3 separate regions of the Homo sapiens genome follow, and regions 1 and 3 are each linked to region 2. Evidence: chromatin loops called from intact Hi-C (ENCODE). Cell type or tissue: GM12878. All regions are shown on one strand.

Evidence for each region. A loop is a pair of places that touch in the nucleus more often than their neighbours do. Peaks named below come from ENCODE experiments on the same cell type or tissue, not always from the same donor. Only the 100,000 strongest peaks of a DNase experiment are listed, where the experiment ranks them.
Region 1: it touches region 2 in a loop (2.8-fold over the local background); 2 of 110 quality-filtered maps call a loop at or near these places.
Region 3: it touches region 2 in a loop (5-fold over the local background); 2 of 110 quality-filtered maps call a loop at or near these places.

The regions. Positions count from the first base shown.
Region 1 is chr6:45,678,716-45,686,715 of GRCh38, reverse strand. No RefSeq gene overlaps it. Among named protein-coding and RNA genes, the nearest start is that of RUNX2-AS1, 110 kb to the right of the region's middle. RefSeq lists an enhancer at 4,785-4,834. In GM12878, no CTCF peak of the experiment used is centred here; a DNase peak (open chromatin) is centred at 4,665.
Region 2 is chr6:45,826,308-45,834,307 of GRCh38, reverse strand. No RefSeq gene overlaps it. Among named protein-coding and RNA genes, the nearest start is that of CLIC5, 190 kb to the left of the region's middle. In GM12878, no CTCF peak of the experiment used is centred here; a DNase peak (open chromatin) is centred at 3,577; H3K4me3 peaks cover 322 bases; H3K27ac peaks cover 377 bases.
Region 3 is chr6:45,733,596-45,741,595 of GRCh38, reverse strand. No RefSeq gene overlaps it. Among named protein-coding and RNA genes, the nearest start is that of RUNX2-AS1, 160 kb to the right of the region's middle. In GM12878, no CTCF peak of the experiment used is centred here; a DNase peak (open chromatin) is centred at 3,825; H3K27ac peaks cover 980 bases.

The DNA of each region.
Region 1 (8,000 bases), 150 kb after region 2:
AACTAGGGGAGTGTTGGCTGGGATGCAGAGTAGAGATGAGTATAATGGATGTTCAGAAGGTAAAATTTGTAATACTTGATGTTCGATTCCAATGTGGGGACTAAGGGTGAAAAATAAGTCGATAGTGACTCTTGAGTTTCCCAAGTGACACACATGTGGATGGCACCTTCCCATCAATTAGGACAGACATGGCTTATTCACCACTCCATCCCCAGAGACCAGTACAGTGTCTAAGATATGGCCAGTGCTTCATAAACGTTTCTGAATGAATGAATTAGTCTAAGAACAGTCCTGCCTTACCTACTCCAAGGGGGCACATGCACAGAGCACAGAGTGAAAGATGTCCTGGATTTGGGTAGCTGCAGACCCCGCAGGGAAACCCTCAATGTAAAGATGGTCTCCTGTCCCAATAACGTGAGCTTTACAGAGGAGGATGCCAGCAGAGGACCCAACCATATCAAGGAATGGAGGATAGCAACGAACACAAACAGTCATGACTTGGATCCTTGCTGCATTCAGACCATTGGCAGCTCAAGGCTGTGGAAGAAGGAACATAGGAGCTTGACCCAGAGAGAGAAAAGATTTGGAGATTTTAGTCAGCAACAGACACTGAAGGTGGGCAAGGTCAACATTTACAAAGTTATGACGAAGGCCTTTAAACAAGGAGATTCCTACCATCTTCTTAGTAGGAAGTTGTCGTTGGAGGTCAATGAAATGGAAGCCACTTCCTGCAAAAGGGATCTTCCAGAACTGTGGATCCCCTTCCCTGAAAAAAGGTAAGATCAAAAACTATGATAGATTTAAAGAAGTTTTAAATTGATTGTGTCTAACAAAGTTTCCAGAGCATAAAGTGGACCCTTGGGTTTTTGTAGCACGTCCCCAGTATGGGGTGGGATAACTGAGGGCTTCCACACTCCAGCCTGTCCCTTTTGTTTTTTGTCAAGAATTACAGCATGGGTTTTATGAAGCCCACTCAGAGCCCTCCTCACTGAATATCCTTGGACGTGTTTTTAAACTTCTCATTCCTCAGGTTCCTCATTGCACAAAAGGTGTGGTAATACCAACCTTGGAGGACTGTTATGGGACTGAATGAGATAATAGACGTCTAAAAAATGGCAAATTTTATTATCAGAGGCATCACTGTTATTATCTTACAGTAAGTCAACCTTTCTGAGTTTCACCACAAAAATGCATGATCAGGTTTTTGGAGAATTAAATTAGATAATGGAGAGGGATACATTTTGTGCACTGTAAAGAATTCTGTAAAAAGTAAAATGATTATTGTTGTGTGGGTATGAAGAGGGAAAAACAGTCCCCTGATTCTCCTGGAGAGACTGAGGGCTCTCACCCAGAGCATGTGCATTTTTATCTTTAATTCAAAGCCTATGACTCAGGTTGGAGATCTGCTTACTGGACTGCTGGAAAGCTAGGCTTAGGACTCCCCTGCAGGACCACCCAGGAGTCTGAGCAGCCACAGGATGCCAACATCTTGTTGACTTAAGAATATGAACCATTGGAATGTATTACACCTGTCTGTCCTGGCTACCTAGCCTTTTAGTCCTTCAAGGTGTTTAATTTAATCTGCAGAACTCTATACAGTGGGACCCTCATTCCCTCTGAGGTTACTGCTTGCTTTTATAACATTAAGCTAGGAAGTTATAAAATTGCAGAGTGTGGGAAAAATACCAAGATCCTAACCTTGGTTTGACCACCTACCAACTGTGTGGTCTTGAGAAAATCATTTCACTTCTCTAAGCCTCGATTTCCTCTCCTATAAAATGGGGCTTATAATCCCTGTTTATCTCTCATAATTTTTATGAGAATCAATAAAGTATTCTGTGCAGTATAAACAATTGTATAACATAAATATATAAAAGTATTCTTACTACTTCTGCTATATCAGTTAGGCTAGGCTACATTATTCTTCAATAAATACAAGACTCATTTTTCATTCATGTAAAGTCAGGTGTAAATTGAGTGGCTCCTCAGGGCAATTCTCCTCCATGCAGTGATTCAGGGATCCAGACTCCACCCATCTGGAGATGCCAACATCTGAACATCTGGTTTCCAGAGTCATTGTAGCAGAGGAAGAGAGGAGTGATGGTTTGCCAAGAATTTTATTAAATGTCATGCCTGGGAGTGGTTGGACATCATTCCCACCTATATTCTATTGGAAGCACCCAATCATATAGCCCCAACATAATTACAAGCAAGAGTGAAAAATGTAGGGGAGTCAATGGAACAACTGGTGAATACCAGTGTCTTTGCTACACCTGCACTAATGACAAATAATTTACAGTTTAGGAAAATGCATGACAAAGAACAAAGAGCTTAAAATCAAACAAGCCTGGGCTCAAATCCAAACTTTGTTACTTGCCACCTATATGACTTTGAGCAGTTTGGAACCCATTTCCTTATATTTCAAATGGGGGTATTATGGAACCTACCTTACAGTTTTGCTGTAAGGATTATATGAGATAATAAGTATAAATCTGACACATAATTGCTTAATAAATGGTAGCTGTTTATTATTTTTCTCTTCTCTTAACTTTGAAACTGCTGATTCACTTCTGTGAATATTCTGTGGCAACTTGCGAGAAAAAATTTAAGTGTCTGTCACACTCACCAGCTCCCACCTGAGAAACACTTTATTGCTACTAAAACCTGATTAAACTGAGCTTCAAAAAAGAAGCAGTCATCTGAGAGGTTATTCACCGTCAAATAAGCCTCTTGTACTCTGCTCTGGGCATCAAGGACCAGGGTTCCCGCTGTACCATAGAGGACCTGTGTGCAAATTAGAAAAAAAAGCCCTTCCTCTTGATGTAGAATAATCCCATTGGCCCTACTGCTTGATAAGTGTGGATTTCACTCACTCCTCAGCCTGGTACCCTTGGGCAGTGACCAACCTGCACAACTGTACCCACTGGTCTGCCAGGGATATATAAACAAAAACATCTAGTCATGCTCTTGAGGAGGCCACCAGAAAGCTCTGGGGAGACAGACTTATAACCAATTGACTTCACTCCACTTTAGAGCAGAAAGGAGAGAGCAGACAATTTTGTGGGCACAAAAGGCAACAAGTTACCCTTTATTCCTTTTCTCTCTTCCTATAAACAAGACTGTCCTGGACTGTGGTGACTTTCTGTCTTGGTTGGTCCATTCAGAGTCAAAAAGACTCAGTGTCTTTGGTCTCGCTGAGTAAAGGCTGGTCACAGTCCAAAGTACAGAAGTTCAATCATTATAGTTAGGTCTAATTGAGACACACATCCAATCCTTCCTCAGGAATCCTGAATAACCCATTTTCAAGTCCCCCCCACCAATCTCTTTGACTAACAGGTTGTTTTACTTTGGACAAAGTTAAACCTTTCCTTGCCTCAGTTTCCCCCAATACAGAATGGACATGGGGTACTAATCAAATGTGTATTGAGGGGAATCTATTAGGAATACTGTAAACTTTCAAAAATATAAACCGACATAAATGCATGGAAGTCATTGTTCTTTTATGTATGGATTAATGTACTTGCATAGTAATTCACAATGATATTTTATGTGAAATATCTTTATTTGTTCTAAGCAGTTTCTTCAAATAAGGATAAAATAGGCTCTAGAGTGTAGTATTAAGAATTACAATGGGCCAGGCATGGTGGCTCACACCTGTAATCCCAGCACTTTGGGAGGCCAAGGCAGGTGGATCACCTGAGGTCGGGAGTTCAAGACCAGCCTCACCAACATGGAGAAACTTAATCTCTACTAAAAAAACAAAATTAACTGGGTGTGGTGGCAAATGCCTGTAATCCCAGCTACCCGGGAGGCTGAGACAGGAGAATCCCTTGAACCCAGGAGGCGGAGGTTGCAGTGAGCTGAGACCGCACCATTGCAATCCAGCCTGGGCATCACAGTGAGACTCTGTCACAAATAAAAAAAAGAAGAAAATGAATTACAATGAACTGCAAGTAAAAGAATTAAAAAAAAAAAAAAAAAAAACAGTGGCATAATTAGTTGAGAAGTCTTATTTTTTTCACATGTAGCTAGAAGTGAAAAAGGAGGCAGCCCATGGCTGGTACTGTAGTCATACCATCAGAGACCCAAGCTCTTTCTGCTTTCCTCTCAATCATTCTCAGCTTGTGCTGGCTCCTTGGGGCCATAATATTTTCCAGCATCAGATTTTTATTCCAGAAAGGAAGAAGGAGAAGGGCAAAAGGACTCCCCATCCTCCTTCAAGGAACTACTCAATATTTCACTTGCTTCTCATTGGCCAAAGGAATGTCACATGACAACTCCTTTCTACAAAGGAAGCCAGAGAATGTAGGTTTTTAGCTGGGCATGTGGTTCTGGCAGTAAGAAAAAGCAGGAGAGTGGATATTGGGTAGACACCTAACAATGTTCAGATGTATTTGTGACAAGTTGATTGAAACAAGGGGAAAAGGAGTGATTAAAAAAAAAAAAAAAGCATATGAGGCAATTCCCTAAATCAGTCATCTACTTCCACAATAATGCTCCCTCGCAGTAAAAAAACCTCAGGGACATGCAACAGTAAACATCTAGGGTCAGCTGGAGGTCAGCTAAGTGGCTCTGCTAATTTTGGCTGGGCTTACTCATATGTGTGAGAGTCGGCTGGCAGTTGGCTGATCTAGACTGGCTTTGACTGGAGCAACAGAGATGGCTCAGCTCTGCTGCTCAGTTTCTCTTCCTCCAGCCGGCTAGCTTGAGCGTGTTGTCATGGCAATGGCAGATACACAAGACAGCAAAAGGAAACACACACAGTCTCTGAAGTTCTATATGTGGAACTGATACTTACACTTTACCTTGTTGGCCAAAACAGGTCCATGATTAGGCTCAGAAACAGCATTGGACAGCAATACAGATGTGTATGGTGAAGGACATAGATACAGGAGGGATGAATAATTAGGGTCATTTCTACACTCTGCCATATCCCCTCTCTATAGATTCTTAGACCTAGTAGCTAAAAGAGGCATTAAGTGGTTAAAAAGGATTCTCTAGAAAGCAGAGTTTATCACATTCACATTCACTCAAAGATCTGCTGTTTAAAGAGTCATGTCCCAGCAGTATGATTGCATGTTTTAAAATTATAAAAATAATATCCTAGATATTTAGAACACCAACACCACGTTTTTGGGAATAACACCCTAAAGGAAGAATTTTCTTTAGATTATTAAAACTTTACAATATTGTTTCCAATTTTTTATTTTGATAAAATACACATAACTTAAAATTTAACCTCTTAAAGATTTTTCAGGGTGTATAGTTCCAGTGGTTTTAATACCTTCATTCATAATGTTGTATAAATATCACCACCACCCATCTTCAGAACTTTTTCCATCTTGTAAAATTGGAATTATTTACCCATTAAACAATAACTCTCAATTGCCCCCATCCCCTGGCAACCACCATCTCTATTATTTTGAATAGTAATTGGCAGATTTAGATTAGATCTAGTAATTTTATACTCAAATAATTACCTCATATAAGTGGAATCATACAGTATTTGTCTTTTTGTGACTGTCTTATTTAACTTAGCATAATGTCCTCAAGGTTCATCCATGTTGTATCCTGTGTGAGAATTTCCTTCCTTTTTAAGGCTGAATAATTTTCCATTGAATGTACATACCATTTTGTTTATTCATTCTTCTGTAGAGGAACACTTGGGTTGTGTCTGCATTTTAGCTATCATGAACAATGCTGCTATGAACATAAGTGTACAAATATCTCTTTGAGATCTTTCTTTCAATTCTTTTTGGTATAGACCTATTAGGTTGGTGCAAAAGTAATCGTGGATTTTGCTATTTCTTTTAATGGCAACAATCGCAATTACTTTTGCACCAACCTATAGATGCAAAATTGCTGAATCCTATGGTAATTCTATTCTTAATTTTTTGAAGAATCATCATACTGTTTTCCACAGTAGCTGTACCATTTTACATTCCCACCAACAGGGCACAAGAGTTCCAAATCCTGTGTATCCTCATTAATACTTGCTTTTTGCTATGGTGTTTTGATAGTAGCCATCCTATTTGGTGTGAGTGTTACCTCATTACGGTTTTGATTTGCGTTTCCCTAATGTTTGGTGATGTTGAGCCTCTTTTCATGTGTTTATTGGTTATTTGTATATTTTCTTAGGAGAAATGCCTTTTTTTTTTTTTTTTTTTGAGACTGAGTCTCACTCTGTCACCCAGGCTGGAGTGCAGTGGTGCGATATCGGCTCACTACAAACTCCACCTCCCAGGTTCATGCCATTCTCCCACCTCAGCCTCCCGAGTAGCTGGGACTACAGGTGCCCACCACCACGCACAGCTAATTTTGTTTTTGTATATTTAATAGAGACGGGGTTTCACCATATTAGCCAGGATTGTTGCAATCTCCTGACCTCATGATCCGCCCACCTCAGCCTCCCAAAGTGCTGGGATTACAGGTGTGAGCCACCACACTTGGCCCAGAAATGCCCATTTTTAAATTAGGCTCTTTGTTTTTGAATTTTAGTTCTTTATATATGCTGGATATTAATCCCTTATCAGATGCATGATTTATACATATCTGCTCGCATTCTGAGAGTTACCTTTTTACTTTGTTGATGATCACATTATTTCTTACAGCTAATTTTGAGGGTGGATTGTCTTCCCAGAAAATGGGGAGAAATAATGTCTCAATTTTTTAAAGGTAGAAGACCCAGGATGAATAAAGTTTCAGGTCTAAGAGGAAAAATATAAATTCTTAAGCTATAGAAATGGTCCTTCACCTGATTTTGTACCTCACAGTAATGTAAAACTGAACCTGTTTCAAAGCCACCTTTTCTGTACAGTGCTGCTATTGTGCTGTGGGTGGTACAAATTTAGCCAACCCTACAAAATCCACTTCCCTAGACACATTCTGCAAGGTTTCTGTGACCGCTAGTGGTAAAGCACCACAATGGTGCTCATCAGTCAAACATCACTGCCGGTAGTCTCATTCCTCCTGGAGGCACACACTGAAAGAGAGAACTTTTCCTCTGGGGTCCTGTGCTTATGTGTTCATGGTCTTGTAAGTCACAGCAAAGAGAGAGAAAAACACAGGAGAAAATGAAAATGTCCACAGGAAACAGCCAACTGTACAGAGACAGTGCTTTGGGAAAACCTAAATGGGACTTTATTTCTTTACAGGGGGAAAGAACAAGAATGCAGTCAGCTCAGGTTTATACCAGGATAAAGTGAAATGGGTGGAAAGATGTGTGAGTTCTACCTTAGGTAAGTTGGCACCCCTCAGTTTCCCCAAATGAGCAGGTGGAACTGGGTGAGCCTGCGGTTCCTTCCAGTCTTTATAGTCTGTGTTTGGGGAAAACCAGGAGGCCACCAGCACAGAATATTTGCGTGGGGCCATGTGTGTGTCCTCCCCAAAGGGGAGAAGATAGCAGGGAAGCTCAGCGTCGGGGTGACCAGGAAATAGTGAGAGCTCCCAGCCCAGGAGAGCAGGCCCCTAACAACGAGCCCTTATGAGGGGCAGGTACATGTACACAGTGTGTCCCTGAAATGAGCTGTCAAAAGGAGGGGAAAGAGTACCCTGAGGGTGTGTTTTGGAGAGGAGAGTGGTAGAGAAGGGGGATTCAGAAAACAAACTTTGCTTTGGAACTCCAGAGGAATAAGGACAGGGAATGCCCTCCAAGTACACGTGGACAACATTCACAGCAGATACCCTCAGCTCCCAGATCCAAAGAGGGTAACCATGTCCAACAGGGATGACCAGGTGGCATTTCTAAACCTCATGTGCAGTTCTAAGAGGAGACTCCATTTTTTTTTTTTTTTTTTTTTTTTTTTGAGACGAAGTCTCACTCTATCGCCCAGGCTGGAGTGCAGTGGCATGATCTCGGCTCACTGAAACCTCTGCTGCCTGGGTTCAAGCAATTCTCCTGCTTCAACCTCCCGAGTAGCTGGGATTACAGGTGTCTGCCACCATGCCAGGCTAATTTTTGTATTTTTAGTAGAGATGGGGTTTCACCATCTTGACCAGGC
Region 2 (8,000 bases):
GAGTATCCATTTTGTCTTGGCTTTGGGAACATTCTTCCCCTCACTGTTCCCTGTTCAATGATATGGATTTGGTCATACTACTTGGTTTGGCAGCATATAAAATTTTCATAAACAGAATACTTCACATTCATGTATTGCTTTTCTGTTTTCCAAATTAGCCTACAGACAAAACTTGGGGGACCTAGAATATAAATTGTATACACCAGAAGTAAAGGCAGAAGGAAATGTTACAGCTCAGAAAAGGGAGGTGGGAAGGTGGTGAGGGCCGGGGAGTGCGGGTGTGCTGTTGTCGGATATTCCAGCGCCTGCCTGTGTCAGGACGGTTCCAGGCCCAGTGAGGTATGGAGGAACCAAACAGATGTTCTCAGCCCTAGCAGCACCTCCATTCCCATCACAAGCCAATAGATTCCTCCTAACAGTTAACAAATCCCAAAGTGAAGATTTAAGTAGGTTGTTTAATACCTATAAAAGTAGCCACAAGAATGAATGAGGATAATAGCAGTGTGTACAAAAATCCATGGAAGACATGAGACAGTGTAAAGTTGCTAAAAATCCCTGTCATAGTAGGGGGAGTGGATACAGTTTAAATAGGACAATTTCAAGAAATAGATTATAAAGGAATTATCTAAGGTTGTGGTGGGAATTACCAGAAGTAAAAAGACATGGTCAAGGAGTGTACATCCAGGGCATGAGCTCAGAGCTGGGGCAGAGAGACATACTCTCCAACAGCCCTTGCCACATTTTGTTCATGTGTATGCATTACTGTTATAAATAAATTAAGGTAAATGATTAAAAAGCAACTTCACCTACCCCAGGAGGAATGTGAGGTGGATATTATCATTCCCATTCTCATTTTATATGTGAAGAAATAGTAGGCCGGGCGCGGTGGCTCATGCCTATAATCCCAGCACTTTGGGAGGCCGAGGTGGGCGGATCACCTGAGGTTGGGAATTCAAGACCAACCTGACCAACATGGAGAAACCCCGTCTCTACTAAAAATACAAAATTAGCTGGGTGTGGTGGCACATGCCTGCAATACCAGCTACTTAGGAGGCTGAGGCAGGAGAATCACTTGAACCCAGGAGACGGAGGTTGCGATGAGCCGAGATCATGCCATTGCACTCCAGCCTGGGCAACAAGAGTGAAACTCCATCTCAAAAGAGAGAGAAAAGAAAGAAAGAAATAGTAGCCCAGCCCTGTTGTGTGATTAGAAACCAAGTCTCCTGATCATTGGCTTCAAATTCCGCCTGCACAACCCAAAACCTTCTGCTTTTGGATGCAGACTGACTAGGGTTGGAATGCTCAAGTGACTGCTGTGAACCTTGAGCAGCTCACTGTTCATCTTTGAAAATAGGGAGAATACAACTACTACCCCTCCCTGGGTTACGCTAATCACATAGCACAGGGCCTGGTACAAAACAGGCCCTCAAAAATGTCAGTTTCAGCCAGGCGTAGTGGCTCATGCCTATAATTCCAGCATGTTGAGAAGCCAAGGTGGCTTGAGCCCAGGAATTCGAGACCAGCCTAGACAACCTGGAGAAATCCCATCTCTACTAAAAGTAGAAAAATTAGCTGGGCATAGTGGCACAGGCCTGTAGTCCCAGCTACTTGGGAGGCTGAAGTGGGTGGATGGTTTGAGTCTGGGTGATCAAGGCTGCAGTAATCAGAGATCTTGCTACTGCACTCCAGACTGGGAAACAGAGCGAGACCCTGTCTCAAAAAAACAAAACAAAAAACAAACAAACAAAAACTGTCAGTTTCCTCTCTTTATGTTTAGTTTTAAACCCATCCAAAATTTGGAACATTAATATCATTTGTTGATCAGGTTGTCTTTCTTCTCATTTCATGTGATGTATCACGAATTCCGACTAAATTTAAAGCAATTCATTCTCGGCCATATCAAAGGATTTGTCACAACTTAGCGAGGTAGAAAATGTCAAGTTTAAAACATGTGGCAGGAAGATGTGACTTCATGGACACACACAATCAATGGTCCAAGTAGGTGAGTGTTTGTGGTTGTGGGGTGAGGGGTACTGGGAAGGGTTTTACTTTCAGTTCCCTGAATACCTGTTTCCCACTCACCACACTGAGAGGTCACCCTTAGAGTCACTCCTTTGCACCTGGAAGAATTGTGGATCTCCCTGGTTCCCTGTGAAAAAGTCTAAGTGTCCCCAGGCATAGAAAAAGCAGCTGTACAGCTTAGAGAACAGTATACTGGGACTAGACCACTGGAGAACGGCCTGGGAACAGATAGGGGAGGAGAAAGAGGGAGGAAAACAGAGAAGCACTGAAGGAGAAGGCACCAGGGACAAGGGACAATTCCCCCAGATCCACGGCTTTCTTCTGCTTGTTATAACCCATGAGAAGCAGAACATCCTCCCAAAGACACTGCATCATTGGCACACAGTATATGCTAGGTTGGCACTCTACTAATGCTTCACGGCATTTGCACATTTAATTATCACAACAATCCCATCAGGTTGTCACTATTATTCTTCCCATTTTACAGCTTAAGAAACTGAGACACAGAGAGGCTAAGTGTCATATCCAAGTCACAGGGCTGTGTGATAGAGCCTGGAAATGAGCCCAAGAAGCTTGACTCCAATGTCAAACTCTGCACCACCACATTAGAAACACACTCCCCACGCAGAAACACACACACACACACACACACACACACACACACACACACTGTGGGAGGACTCTCAGGGAACTCCTGCTTTCACAGACTGCTAGGTGCCAAGTTCTGCTTTTTAGAGCCAGTGAGATAAGGAGAACTTGCTCTATTTCATGTAAGAAAGCTTATCTGTTACTAACATAGTAGATTTATCCTCTGTCAATCCAGAAGAAAGAACTAGACCTGAAGGGTGGAGCTTGTAGGAAGAAGACAGTAGTTCAACATAAGCAGTATAAAAAGAAGGGCTGCTGTGATAGGTAATGAGCTACCAGTCAGTGGACGTGTTTTTGGTTTGGCAGCTGCAGTCTAGGAATGAGCAGATGGTCTACATCCTGGGGACGAGATTGGAAGAGATGAGAACCAAAGCCCCTCCCAGCCCAGGCAGTCAATCTGAACACACTTCTCCAGACCTGCTGTTGCAAAGCAGTGTGCCGAATCAACAGGAGATGCATGTTAAATAAAACCCGACCCAGCCTCTCAAAAGTTTACAGTGAGATTCTCAGGTTTTCCAATATCATCTTCATAGAGTTCCTGGAGGAATTTAAGAAAGTACAGTGAAGATTCATTCCTTTCATCTCCTAAGGGTAAGTCCGTTCTGACCTGCCCAATAACCCTTTCTCTTCTCTGTCTGCTTCCGGAGAGCACTGTGAGAAGTCAGTCTTCTTTAAAAAAAAAAAAAAAAAAAAGTAAGAAAGAAAAAAAGAAAGACACATATATGATATGTTCTACATCTTTGCCTCTGAAGAGGAAATGCTCTGTGTTACTGTAAATAATAATTTGCAGGTCAGTGAAGGTTGTTAAATGCCCCTGATACCTTTTCTCACTTCCCTCCAGACTCTCGTAATTACTATTGCTCTGAACCCAGCGGGCAAGATGCACATTTCTCTGTCCAGGAAATGACAGCAGCAGTGTGGTACCCTCTTCTCACTTCGGGGAAAGACTGTGTATCTGCATATTGAGCCTGTCCAGAGTCCGTGTCAGAGCCGGGTATGTGCCTGCCTGGAAATAGCTGCATGGAAATGCAGGAAGTGGTTGCCCAAAAGACCTGAGGCTGCAGGTCATAGCCCCTGGGTTCTAAAGCTGGCTCTACCACAAGCTGCGTGACCTCAGACAAGTCACAAAATCTTCTGGGACTCTGTTTCTTCATCCGTAAAGCCAAGAACACAGCACTTACCATGACTCATAAATACTAATATATAATGAGAACTCATTCTTTTATTCAATATCTCATTCAAACACATATGAATCATCACTAAGGACCAGGCACTGTTTTAGTCCCCGGGGGTGCAGTAGTAAACAAAACAGCGAAAGTCTCCCTCTCCCTGGAGTTCCACTGGGAGAAGCAGATAAATAAATGAATAAACAAAACATATGGGATTTCTAAGGGCTTTGGCAAAAAGCAAAGCCTAGAAGGGTTAGGAGGAGTGCTGAGGAAAAAAAAGGGGTGTCTCTAAGAGGGTGCCATTGAGATATAGGCTCAAAGGAGGTAAGAAGGTGAGCTGAGAGATCACTGGGGAAAGAGTAATCCAGGTAGTGGAGTAGCCAGTGCAAAGGCCCTGAGGCCAGAGTGGCTGAAGCAGAGCAACTGGGAGGGATGCAGACTGGATTCAGAAGGACGTGGAATTGAATAGGGTAGGCCTTGCAAGGCTTTGGGCTTCTCTGAGACAGGAGCCACTGGAGAGTGTTGAGCAGAGGAGTGACATAACCTGCCTGGGGTTTTAAAAGAATCTCTCCAGCTTCTGTGTTTAAAAAAAGAGAATCAAATAACATATTTCCCAAAGTGTTTTGAAAAACACAAAAGTACAACATGAAAATGAAGCACAGTAAAAACTCAGTCCTCCAAGCTCCTCAGAAAAAAGTTGTTCTGGAGACCAGGTGTGGTAGATTAAATACAGCCACAAGTTCGTTGTCACTTTCCCCACTGAGAGCTCAAATTTATTTCCCCTCCCTTCACCTGGTTTGTCCTGCAGCTGCTTATCAAATATGGCCAGAGTATTGCTGTGCCAAATCCAGGCCCAGCCTTTTAGGGGACTGGCAATTTCCTCTCTTTTCCGCTTGGAATTCTCACTCTTGGGACTGCTCTTCTCAGAACCCAGCTGCTATCCATGGAGAGGCCATGTGCAGGTACTCTGGGTGCAGCCCCAGGAGGGCTCCCAGACAACAGTCACCATCAACCACCAGCCATGTGAGGAAACGCTTTCAAGATGTTCCAGTTCAATTAAGCCCCCAGATGACTTTAGCCTCATCCAACATTCTGTGGGGCAGAAGAATCTCCCAGCTGAGCCCATTTAACCCATAGCATCATGAGACAGTAAAATATTTGTTGTTATAAGCCACAATATTTTGGAGTGCTTTGTTATGCAGCAATAGTTAACCAAAACTTCAGGGTTTTCTAGAGTTCAGAGTCTACCCAGTAAGGTATCAAAACTTGAAAAGGAAAAATATTAACTATAATAAATGGAAAACATTCTAAAACGGAATATACAACTTCCTTCCTTCCTAAACAGAGTTTACCCACATTGATTAATCTTTCCTTGGTGATTCAAATGTATCCATGTGAACATCATCATATGCTTGTCTTGTTTTTAATGATGCAAAGATTCCCTAAGGGTCTATTGAAATGATTGGAGGTTTTTTCCTTATACTTACTGGCCCTGCACCTGTTTTCTTCCTTAGGTATTTTTAAAATGATTCCTCCTCCTTCATTTTTCTGTTTGTTCCTGTTTATGTCAGCTTCTCCTCATGCCTTTTCTAATTTGTCATATACATTTTGAGTGTAAGAAACTTTTTTTTTTTTGAGACGGAGTCTCGCTCTGTCGCCCAGGCTGGAGTGCAGTGGCGCTATCTCGGCTCACTGCAAGCTCCGCCTCCCGGGTTCACTCCAGTCTCCTGCCTCAGCCTCCCAAGTAGCTGGGACTACAGTTGCCCGCCACCACGGCTGGCTAATTTTTTGTATTTTTAGTAGAGACGGGGTTTCACCTTGTTAGCCAGGATGGTCTTGATCTCCTGACCTCGTGATCCGCCCGCCTTGGCCTCCCAAAGTGCTGGGATTACAGGAGTGAGCCACCGTGCCTGGCCGAGTGGAAGAAACTTCTTAGAGTAATTTGAAAAGTATGAATAAACAGGCTTAGAGAAAGGGCCTAATTCTACAAAAGGGCATGACTTCATGTTTGTGGATTTTGTGACAGCAGTTTTGCTTATAATCTAGTTCTTCCCAATATTCCGTATGAATAGGGCTGCTGGATAACTGAGTTTAGGATGGGGGAGAAGTTTTTGTTATTCCTGTAAATGTATTTAGATATTAGTTCGTAGAATCACAGAGCTGGAACAAACCTTCCAGAGATGTTTACATTCCACTCCCTCAATTTACGGATGAGACCCACAATATTTGTTTGACTTGTACAAAGTGAAAGAGTTCATACCAGCAGAAGCAGGATTAGAGCCCAGGCCTCTACGTCACAGGGCAGTGTTCTTCTACCAGGTCCTTCTGAGCACAATTTGTCCTGTGATCTGTAAATCCCGAGTGAGGCGAGGAAGCCCAAGAAGTACATTCCTACGAGAGCTCATGAAGCATAGGAGAAAGCTCTGCTCATCTGTGCCACTTACCAGCCACATGATATTGGGTAAGCTGCTCTGGCTCTCTCAGCCTAATTTGTTCAGGATAGTGAGTTCCAATATCCAGGACTGTTATGAAAAATAAATAACACAGGCCAAGTACGAAGCGTGGTGTGTGGCACTCAATTATTATTCATTTAATGATTGTCATTTTTCTGTTGTGCCTTCTATTAGTCTTAGCCCCTTAGAGCAGACAAAGTGTGAGGCTCCTTGGATTAAAGACTATACCAGCCTCTCCTTCTCCCCATAACCTTAACTACTTGATAGGAATAGTCCAGTCCCTAGACCCTTCCTTCTGTGGGTGGCATTGCCAAGGTTGTCTGGTGAAGGGTTCCACTAAGGTATGCGTAACTTGCGGAGGTAGAAGAGGAGCTGTTGGGAGAGCCCAGCCCAAACAGAATCCAGGTTAGCTGATTCGCGTTTTGTTGTTATTTTTGTTGTTGTTGTTGTTGTTGCTTGAGACAGAGTCTCGCTCTGTCACCCAGGCTAGAGAGCAGTGACGTGATCTTGGCCCACTGCAACCTCCGCCTCCCAGGTTCAAGCCATTCTCCTGCCTCAGCCGCCCGAGAAGCTGGGACTACAGGCATTTGCCACCATGCCCAGCTAATTTTTGGTATTTTTAGTAGAGACGGGGTTTCACCATGTTGGCCAGGCTGGCCTCGAACTCCTGACCTCAAGTGATCCACCCACCTCAGCCTCCCAAAGTGCTGGGATTACAGGCATGACCACCATGCCCGGCCTGATTCGTGTTTTGGGGTCCTACTGCTGGATTAGGTCTTGTCCCAGGATGGAGAAGAATGGTGGATCCCCAAACAGCAAATGTTTGAAGAAGGGACACAACCTTGAAGCCAGCAATGAGATGCAAATGCCTCCCTTCCTGCACTCCTCCTCCCACCGTCAGTGCTGTGAAGACTGTGAGGCCCCCAGTACTTGTTATGGAGAGGTTTTAGTCAGTGCTCAGAGGAAAGGGGTGGGGGAGAAGAAGGCCAGTAAATCAATAACAGATCTTTCTTTCCATCAGCTGGTTTAAAGTATTGAGCCAATGTCAACCAATCTAGAATTTCTAAGTTGTAAATTTAAAAATTGAATAGTAAGATTTTTATCTGAGCTGCTTCATGAAAGCCACTATTCAGAGTCCAGTTTATCACAGTCCTCACGTAGTCTGAGCTAAGGTCTGGGGTCATGCCAGTCTAGGGAATTCAGTGAGAAAGTTTTCATTTCTACCTGGCTCAGGCTGTGGGGCTTGGATATGGCACTTCTACTGGATCTTTGTGATTCTCCTCCAACTTGTTTCCCTCAACAGATTTCCTGGACTGTGAACTGATCATGCAGAAATATTCAGAGCAATGAAGGACACTGCAGGGCCCTGTACAACCTCATCATCCAGGATTAAAGAGTCAGTCGATATCACATATTCAGCACTATACTAGGCACTGTGGAAAATAACAATGATGTCAGCAACAACAATAATAGTAATGACAATGAATGTTTATTGAGCACCTACTGTATGCCAGGCACTCAACTAGATACTTTTCCTAGATTATTTCTGAGTCTTCCAAAAATTGGATAAAGTGGTTGTCATTCCCTCTGTTTTATACACAAATAAATGAAGACTTAAAGAAGTTAGATAAGTTCTCAAAGTTCTACAAGTAGTGAGAATAAGGACCTATATATGATAATTTCCTTGTCCTTGAAGAGTTTTAGGAAA
Region 3 (8,000 bases), 93 kb after region 2:
GAAACAGGAGGGAGAGGGCAACCGCCTGCCTGCCTGACTTTGCACCTTTGCCAATGACCTCTGAGGGACCAGCTCATAAAGCTGCTCAGATGGCTTCTGTCAATCAATCACATTCGTCACGAGGTTTCTTTGTGTATAAAGTGGGGACAGTAATAGAACCTGCCTGGAGGGGATGTTTTTAGGAGTAGAGGAAAGCACTTAGCATCTTCCCTGCCTCAGTGAGTGCTTTCATTCATTCTTGAATCCACAAATATTGACAGAGCACCTACTATGCACCCCTGTTCTAGAGGCCTGGGCTACCTCTCTGAACAAAACAGACAAAGATCCTGACCACAAGGATCTTACTTACATAAGAACAGGGGGAAAAACAATATAATAAACAAGAAAACAAATTCATACCTACAAAGGCAACATGAGCCAAGGCAAAAAGGGGAGAAAAAGCCTGCTCTGGAGACCGCGGCATCCGGAGAGCAGGCGCCATGTAATAAAGTGATAAGGAAGGTGGCTTTTGAATTAATTAAACAAAGCAAACGTCATTTATAATAATCTTGTCTTAATTCACAAAGGACGTCTTTCACCCCAGGGGGCTCTTTCACCCTATGTCTAGCCCTAACAAGTGGCTTCATTAGAACAGATGTGCACAGCCGGATAGTGCTGGGGAGCCTCAGAGGCCTCCCCCATTGAAGATCCTGCTCCCCTTTCTGCCCAGCCCACCTCGGAGGCTCACCAGGCCTAGAACTGCACCTCTGACTGGTCACGAGTTGGAATAAGTGGTCTCTCTTGAACACACATTGTGCAACTGGCTCTGGCCGGCTCACCCTTAAAGCAGAGAGGGTAAGGCAAGGAGAGCTCCATGTCCCCTTTCATGCTATTCTGATTCTCCTCTAAAGGGGCACGAAAGGTGTGAGCCAACAATGTATTAAGGGGAAGCCTTGTATTCTTCTTCGCCTTAACTCCCATCCTTGCAGTGCCACAGAACGGACACCGGAAGAGAATTCTATCCCGGGCCCTTCCACGACACACTCTACTTTCAGGACACTTTTCCTTCTTCCTTCGAGTGTCAATCCTTCCAAATCCTCTGTGCACTGCTCGGTTTGACTTCAGCTCCAGTGGTGAAAGGGAAGATTTATTTCCAAAACGTTCTGTGGAGAGTGTTTCATAGAAGATGTATTGTTTCTAGCAAGATCTTCACCAGGGCTGAGGAAGAGGCAAGAAATCTCCCCCAGAAATAATGCCACATTTCTTGGAAATCATTGACTCTGCAAAAGAAATAAAGAAAAAACCTGTAATCATTTCAGTTAAGTTGTATGCAGGTATCTATATTTTATGTTTAAATACATCTGGGTATGTGATACAATGCACATATACACATGTTAAATCATATAATCTCAGGGTCAGAAGGGTGCTTATAGTAGAATTTCCTCTCTTACTATAATGCACTGTGAATTATGCCTGCATTAAGTGTAACATGGGTTACAGCCAAGGAGAAATATCTACCCAGCTGCAGTCCAGCCAGTCTACTGAAAGTCTGCAGATGGCACCTGACAAAGCCAGGATTTTAATTCACAGCCTGTATTATGACAATTAAATTAATTTCAAATACTTTCATTTAGTTTAAGGTGAGTTTAAAGGCAAAGAAGTTAATAAAAGACTTACAGAGTTTTAGCAGTGGTTCATATCTCTGGCTACACACTAGAATCACCTGAACTGCGGTATTTTTAATTCATACCTATAGAGAGTCTTATTCACAAAGTAATCCAGCATGCATTACGCTAGGTTAATTTTTGCAGCAGTAAAATATTCTGCTTATAATAATGAAAATTTGTGGCAAGAAGCCTCAAGTATAATTAATATAATTTCCCCTCAGTAATGTCTAAAATGAAATCACTCTCCTCTACACTCCATACCCATACTGTGATTTTTTTTTTTTTTGAGTTGGGGTCTAGGCTGGTGTGCAGTGGTGCTGCAATCATGGCTCACTGCAGCCTCAAACTTCTAGGCCCGAGTTTCAGCCTCCCAAGTAGCTGGGAACTACAGGCACACCACCACACCCAGTTAATTTTTCTACTTTTTGTGGAGATAGAGTCTCACTATGTTGGCCAAGCTGGTCTCTTACTCCTGGCCTCAACTCATCCTCCCACCTCAGCCTCCCAAAATGCTGGGGTTATAGGCATGAGCCACCATATTTGGCATGCTCTGATATTTTTTATTGGCCTTTGCAGAGGGCCTTTTGATTCACCTTACTGCAAGAAGGTAAAGTAGTTGAAAGAATCATAGTCTAGTAATCAAGAAACATAGTCTTCTGCTCTGACGCCAATAGCTGTATGCGTCTATGTTTACCTTTCTGGCCTCAGCTTGCTCATCCATAAAATGGGCAGATTGTCCAAGGTGACCTTAAAAACCCTTCTTTTAGAAAGAGAGAATTGAGGTTGTAGAAGGAGTGTGGATTTTGGAGTCAGAGAGATAAGAGTTCTATTCCCAACTCAGTCACTTCCTAAGCAGGCGACCTTGGGCTTGTCTCTGAGTTTCAGAACAGCCATTGGTAGGCATTTATTGGGAAAATGAATTGAGATGTGGAAGCACTTTTGCAAAATAGATGCAATTACATATTCTTTTTAATTCCATTTGATTCCCTTTCTCTCCTCAGACCCCCTCCTCTTACCCTCTGAATTAACAGAGCATTCAAGTAAAGTATGAGTTTCTTTCTTTTTTTTTTTTTTTTTATTGAGATGTAGTCTCACTCTGTTGCCCAGGCTGGGTGCAGTGCCGCGATCTCAGCTCACTGCAAGCTCCACCTTCTGGGTTCACGCCATTCTCCTGACTCAGCCTCCTGAGTAGCTGGGACTACAGGTGCCCACCACCACGCCTGGCTAATTTTTTGTATTTTTTAGTAGAGACAGGGTTTCACCATGTTAACCAGGAAGGTCTCGATCTCCTGACCTTGTGATCCACCCACCTCGGCCTCCCAAAGTGCTGGGATTACAGGCGTGAGCCACCGGGACCAGCCAAGTATGAGTTTCTTAACCAAAGAAACCCATCCAAATGACAAAAGGAAATTTCTACCTTGCACCCTTTTCTGTCCAGTAGAATTATTGTTAGATTCTACCCATGTGACCCAAGAGAAACAGAATTGTCCATGCAATCGGCAGGCTCTCTACATTCAATTCACTTCCCAGAGTTGGTGATTCCCTTTGATGCCTCGCAGGCAGACATTTTAGGCTATGGGAGGGACATTTTGGAGGCAAGCCTTCCATGGAAACCTCCAAATCCCATTCTGTAGTCACCCACTGGCTTTTCCAGTGTTAGATGAATCCTACTTGTCTCAGCCACTTCCTTTAACCTCATCAAGGGCAGGCCCTCAGAGCGGCCATCTTTGGGTAAATCTATTGTTTCAGTCTTTTCGTGGGAGGGAAGAGTCTCTTGTGAGAGAGAAGAAATGAAGCTAACATATTCTTGTCATCCCTGAAAGGCCTTCTAATAGCTTGGGTGTGCTGGGAATTTGTCCAGCCCTCCGTGTGGAGGGCTTTCTACCTTGAATGAAATAATCCACTTGAATAGCCCAGTAAGTAAAATCCAGTGGGAGATAAGCCAAGAATCATTCCTTGCCGCTTTTAGCCAGCTTACAAGTTTGGTGTCTGGATTATTTTGTGAGCCTGGCCATTGGAAAAACATCAAAATCTGACTTGTTCCCTGAATGAATATGACTTGGGATGTGGGGGTGGAAGGGAGAAGAGAAAAATGAACTGGAGCTGTGTGAAATTTGACAGTTTCAGTTCACAGGGGTTTGAGTTAACTTCTTTCAGTTTCAGCTCATGCAGGCTTCCCTCCTTTGGAGAGAAGATTTGACTTTCGGGTTGAAAGAAGCTAAACGGAGCCAAAACCACATTATTTGACGTACTTTCAGGTTGAGTCGAGGAGAAGAAAGAAGTGGAAAGGTTGCCCCAGCCTTATTCCAATTTCTCCTACAAAAACTCGCACCTGGTTTACCTCCAGGGTTCTCTGTTTCCTGGTCGACTTTCCTCCCAGCTAGATTCAAGTTGAATTGTGAACCCAAACCCTTACATATTTAGCTTATCCTGGTGGCCCACTCCCTGAGCTCCAGAAGAGCAGAGCCAGTCTGAGGAGGGACAGGGCCTACCCTGAAAGATCCGTATGCCCCCAATTGTCCCTATTGCCCCTGTTTACCTTTCTAAAATCCCCCATGGGGCCAGGGACACTGATCAGCAAAGAATCTGAAGTTGAATCCCATTCCCGCAACATACTATCTGTGGGGTCTTATGTGGGTTAATCACCAGGTTGTTGACACAAACCTTAATGATTTTTTTAAGTTCTAAAATTTGTCTTATTATAATACGAAAAATCACATTTTCCCCCTTTGTGGTGAAGTCGACATATTTAGTAGAGACTCATTCATCTGTTAGTAGCCCAGTCCCCAGAAAAGTGCTAAGGGGTTTTGGAGGAGTTAATTTCTAACATTAAGAAATGTTTAGAAGAATGGGATGCTGCTAGGACCTTGAAGAGGGTGAGGATCCACAATCTGACCACAGACAGAAGACACCCTCCTACAAATGTACAAAGCTCCCCTGAAAAACAAAAGTCCCCTCACCAGCCGCAAGGACTGCAGCAATCCCTCCCAGTCCTACCCTTGTCTGACTGAGGCCATCATTCAGCCCAGATCACATCTGTCCACTCTGAGGTCTTGGCCTGAGGAAATGGGTCACAGAGGGACCAACAACCCTACTCCATGTTACCTGGCATTTCCAAATAGAAGGATCAAGGGAAAGAAGGAGAGGGAGAAATATATAATCTTCCACATAGGGAGAATAACTGCTTCTAAGGTTGTTTCCATTTCCAAAAATTAATTTGCATATGCCCTGAGAAAATTCCTGCTGCAGGTGGAACTACTTTAGGTAGTGATCACTTATTGGATGGAAAAAGAGAGAGCAGATAGAATCCAGAATAAGAAGAGGACCTCTAATGAATACGGATGGGCCCCAATCAGTAAGACTGTGGTTTACCAGATGTTTTAAGTAACCAGCATGTCCATATTACATAGTTAGAAGAGACTTAGTGAATCCTATCAGGATGGTTTTCGGGGGTTTTTTGTTTGCTTTTTCTCTAGAAGAAAAGCAGCTAAAACTCTCAAAGTCTGACCTGAACTCAGTATTGAATCAAGCTGACCTTTGATGACATAGGTCACAAAAGCTGATTCCACAAGCCACACATGGTAGGCAGCTCTCATATCTCAGATGACTGCAGACAGCCCAGTGGCTGAGCAGCTGAGGCGCACATCCCCACTGTGCAGGTAGGAAGACTCTACCCTGCTACCAGGGCCTGCTAGACCACGGCTGCAGGAAACAAGGGTTTTGGGAGAAGGAGGTAGTTCTAATAAAACACCCTGAGGCACAAATCCAAAACGCTTTTTCGCCTGGATCAAAAGACTCCCTGTTATCAAAGCAAAGGTTGCAGGACTGCCTTTCTCCAAATTCCGTAAATCCCCTGCATCAGTAATTACTAATTATCCCCCAATAGCTAGCTATGCCCTCTCTCTTCCACACTACTAAGATCCATGATTTTTTGTGCGGTGCCTGGATGCCAGATTAAAGACCATATTTCTCAACCTTGTTTGCATTTAAGTGTGACCATGTAACTTAGCCCTTGCCTTTGTGATTGAAGTGGTGTGTATAACTTGCTGGAACTGGTTTAAAAAGCCAGGTTGTGCCCTTTCCTCCTGCCTTTTTCCTGCCCATTGGCTGGAATATAGATATAATGGTTAGCACTCCAGCAGCCATCTGGGACCATGAGATAACCTAGAGAAGTCACACATAATGGACGGCTAAGATTAAAGATGCCTCTACCTCTGACACCATGAAGAGCCATTGGAGCCCTGGACTGACCACCTCCAAACTTCTTGAACATAAGGTGTAAATAAACTTCTATCTGGTTTAAGCTGCTACTCACAGCTAAGCCTAATTGTAATTGATAAATTCGCTCAATAGGTTACGTATTTTCTCCCTTTATTTCCTCTTCCAACAATTTCAATTATTCAGTTAACACAAATTAAAATACTAGCTAGCATTTATAGAGTGCTTCTTGTGGCCAAGCCACTGGTCTAAGTGCTTTATATGAATTAATTTGTCACAACAACATATGAAGTAGGTACTTTTTTCTGTCTGACAATATTTATTTTTATAAAATATTTTTTATATTTTATAAAATATTTTATAAAATGTATGCAATAGCAAAATATAAGAAACCTATATTGGTAGGGGAATAATTAATTGTGTGTGCATGTGTGTATTAAAAGAATTATGCAGTTCTATATATATTGATATAGAAAATTATCCCAGGTATAGAGTTAAGAAAAAAAACCAAAGTATCAAAATGTATTTTTTACAAATCAGAAAACCGAGGCATAGAGTGCTTAAAGAACTTCCTCGAGGTTACTTGTAAAAGCTTCTTGTAAATGATTTGGTATCTGAATCCAGTTTATCTGATTTTAATTGTGAAAAATAATAGAGAGGGAGGGTTGACCTGGGTTTTCACCCACCCAGTGAGGTTCATAGGGACAAAGGAATCTATCCACTGAGCAGAAAATTGGATCAGATTACTTTTGAGATGCATTCTAGTTTTCAAAATTCCGTAATTCCATGAAAGGGCAACATTGTAAGATCCTTAGGTAACCAATAAACATTCACTTATATGCCCTACACGTCTCTTCCAGGGGGAAAAGAGTGAACTGTTTTAGATATATTTTCAATTTAGATATACTATGTCAATGCTTTTGTTCCAAGAGGATTCTAGAGTCATCATAAAACTCAGTCAGAACTTTCATTTCTCCAAGTTTCTGGTTAATCAAGTCTTTTCTCCATCCACTCAGGATTCATTCAGTCAAGAGCAACTAAATTCTTTCATATTCAAGTCACTGTGCTACATGGTCAGGGATATTTAAAGATAAAACAAAACAAGATAAAGACATGACATTCTCCATGCCCCGCAAAAGCCTATGAACTGCTAAAAGGGTCCTATAGAAGAGTCTTAGGCTTGAATTCAGAAGACCTTGGTTTGCCTGGACCTTAGGAAAGTCATTTTTTCTCTTTGAGTATGTTTCTTCATATTTGAGTTGGGATTGATAAGACTTAGCTCAAAAAGTTAGAAGAAAGATTAAGTAGCAAGAGTAAAACACATTGTAAATCAAAAAGTGTTATAAACACGTAATTCTTCACTGCTCTTCCTAATCTATGCACCACCTTCTCATACACTTTCTCTGTTATTAATCCCTCATTACAATGCTGTGGGATATGTAACAGGGATAATATTATCCCTATATGACAGTTGCCTCAGAAAGAAACCAAGATGCAGAAACATGAAGAACCTTGGCCAAGTTCACACCTGTTACATAGCAGAGTCAGCTTTTAGAGAAGATGCCAAAGCTGAAATCCTGGCTGTGCCATCTCCACAGAGTGAAGCAACAGAGAGGGAACCTGGTGATTAAGAACATGGTCTCTGCACTATTCGCAATAGTAAAGACATGGAATCAACCTAAAAGCCCATCAATGACAGATTGGATAAAGAAAATGTGGTGCATATACACTATGGAACACTATGCAGCCATAAGAAAGAATAACATCATGTCTTTTGCAGGAACATGGATGGAGCTGGAGGCTATTATTCTTAGGAAACTAACCCAGAGACAGAAAACCAAATACCACATGTTGTCACTTATAAATGGGAGCTAAATGATGAGAACTTATGAACACAAAGAAGGAAACAACAGACACTGAGGTCTACTTGTGGGTGGAGGGTGGGAGGAGAGAGAGGAGCAGAAAAGATAACTATTGGATACTAGGCTTAATACCTGGGTGATGAAATAATCTGTACAACAAACCCCTGTAACATGAGTTTACCTATATAACAAACCCTCACATGTACTCTTGAACCTAAAATAAAAGTTTAAAAATAAATAAAATAAATTTTAAAAAAAGAACCTGGGTCCTAGA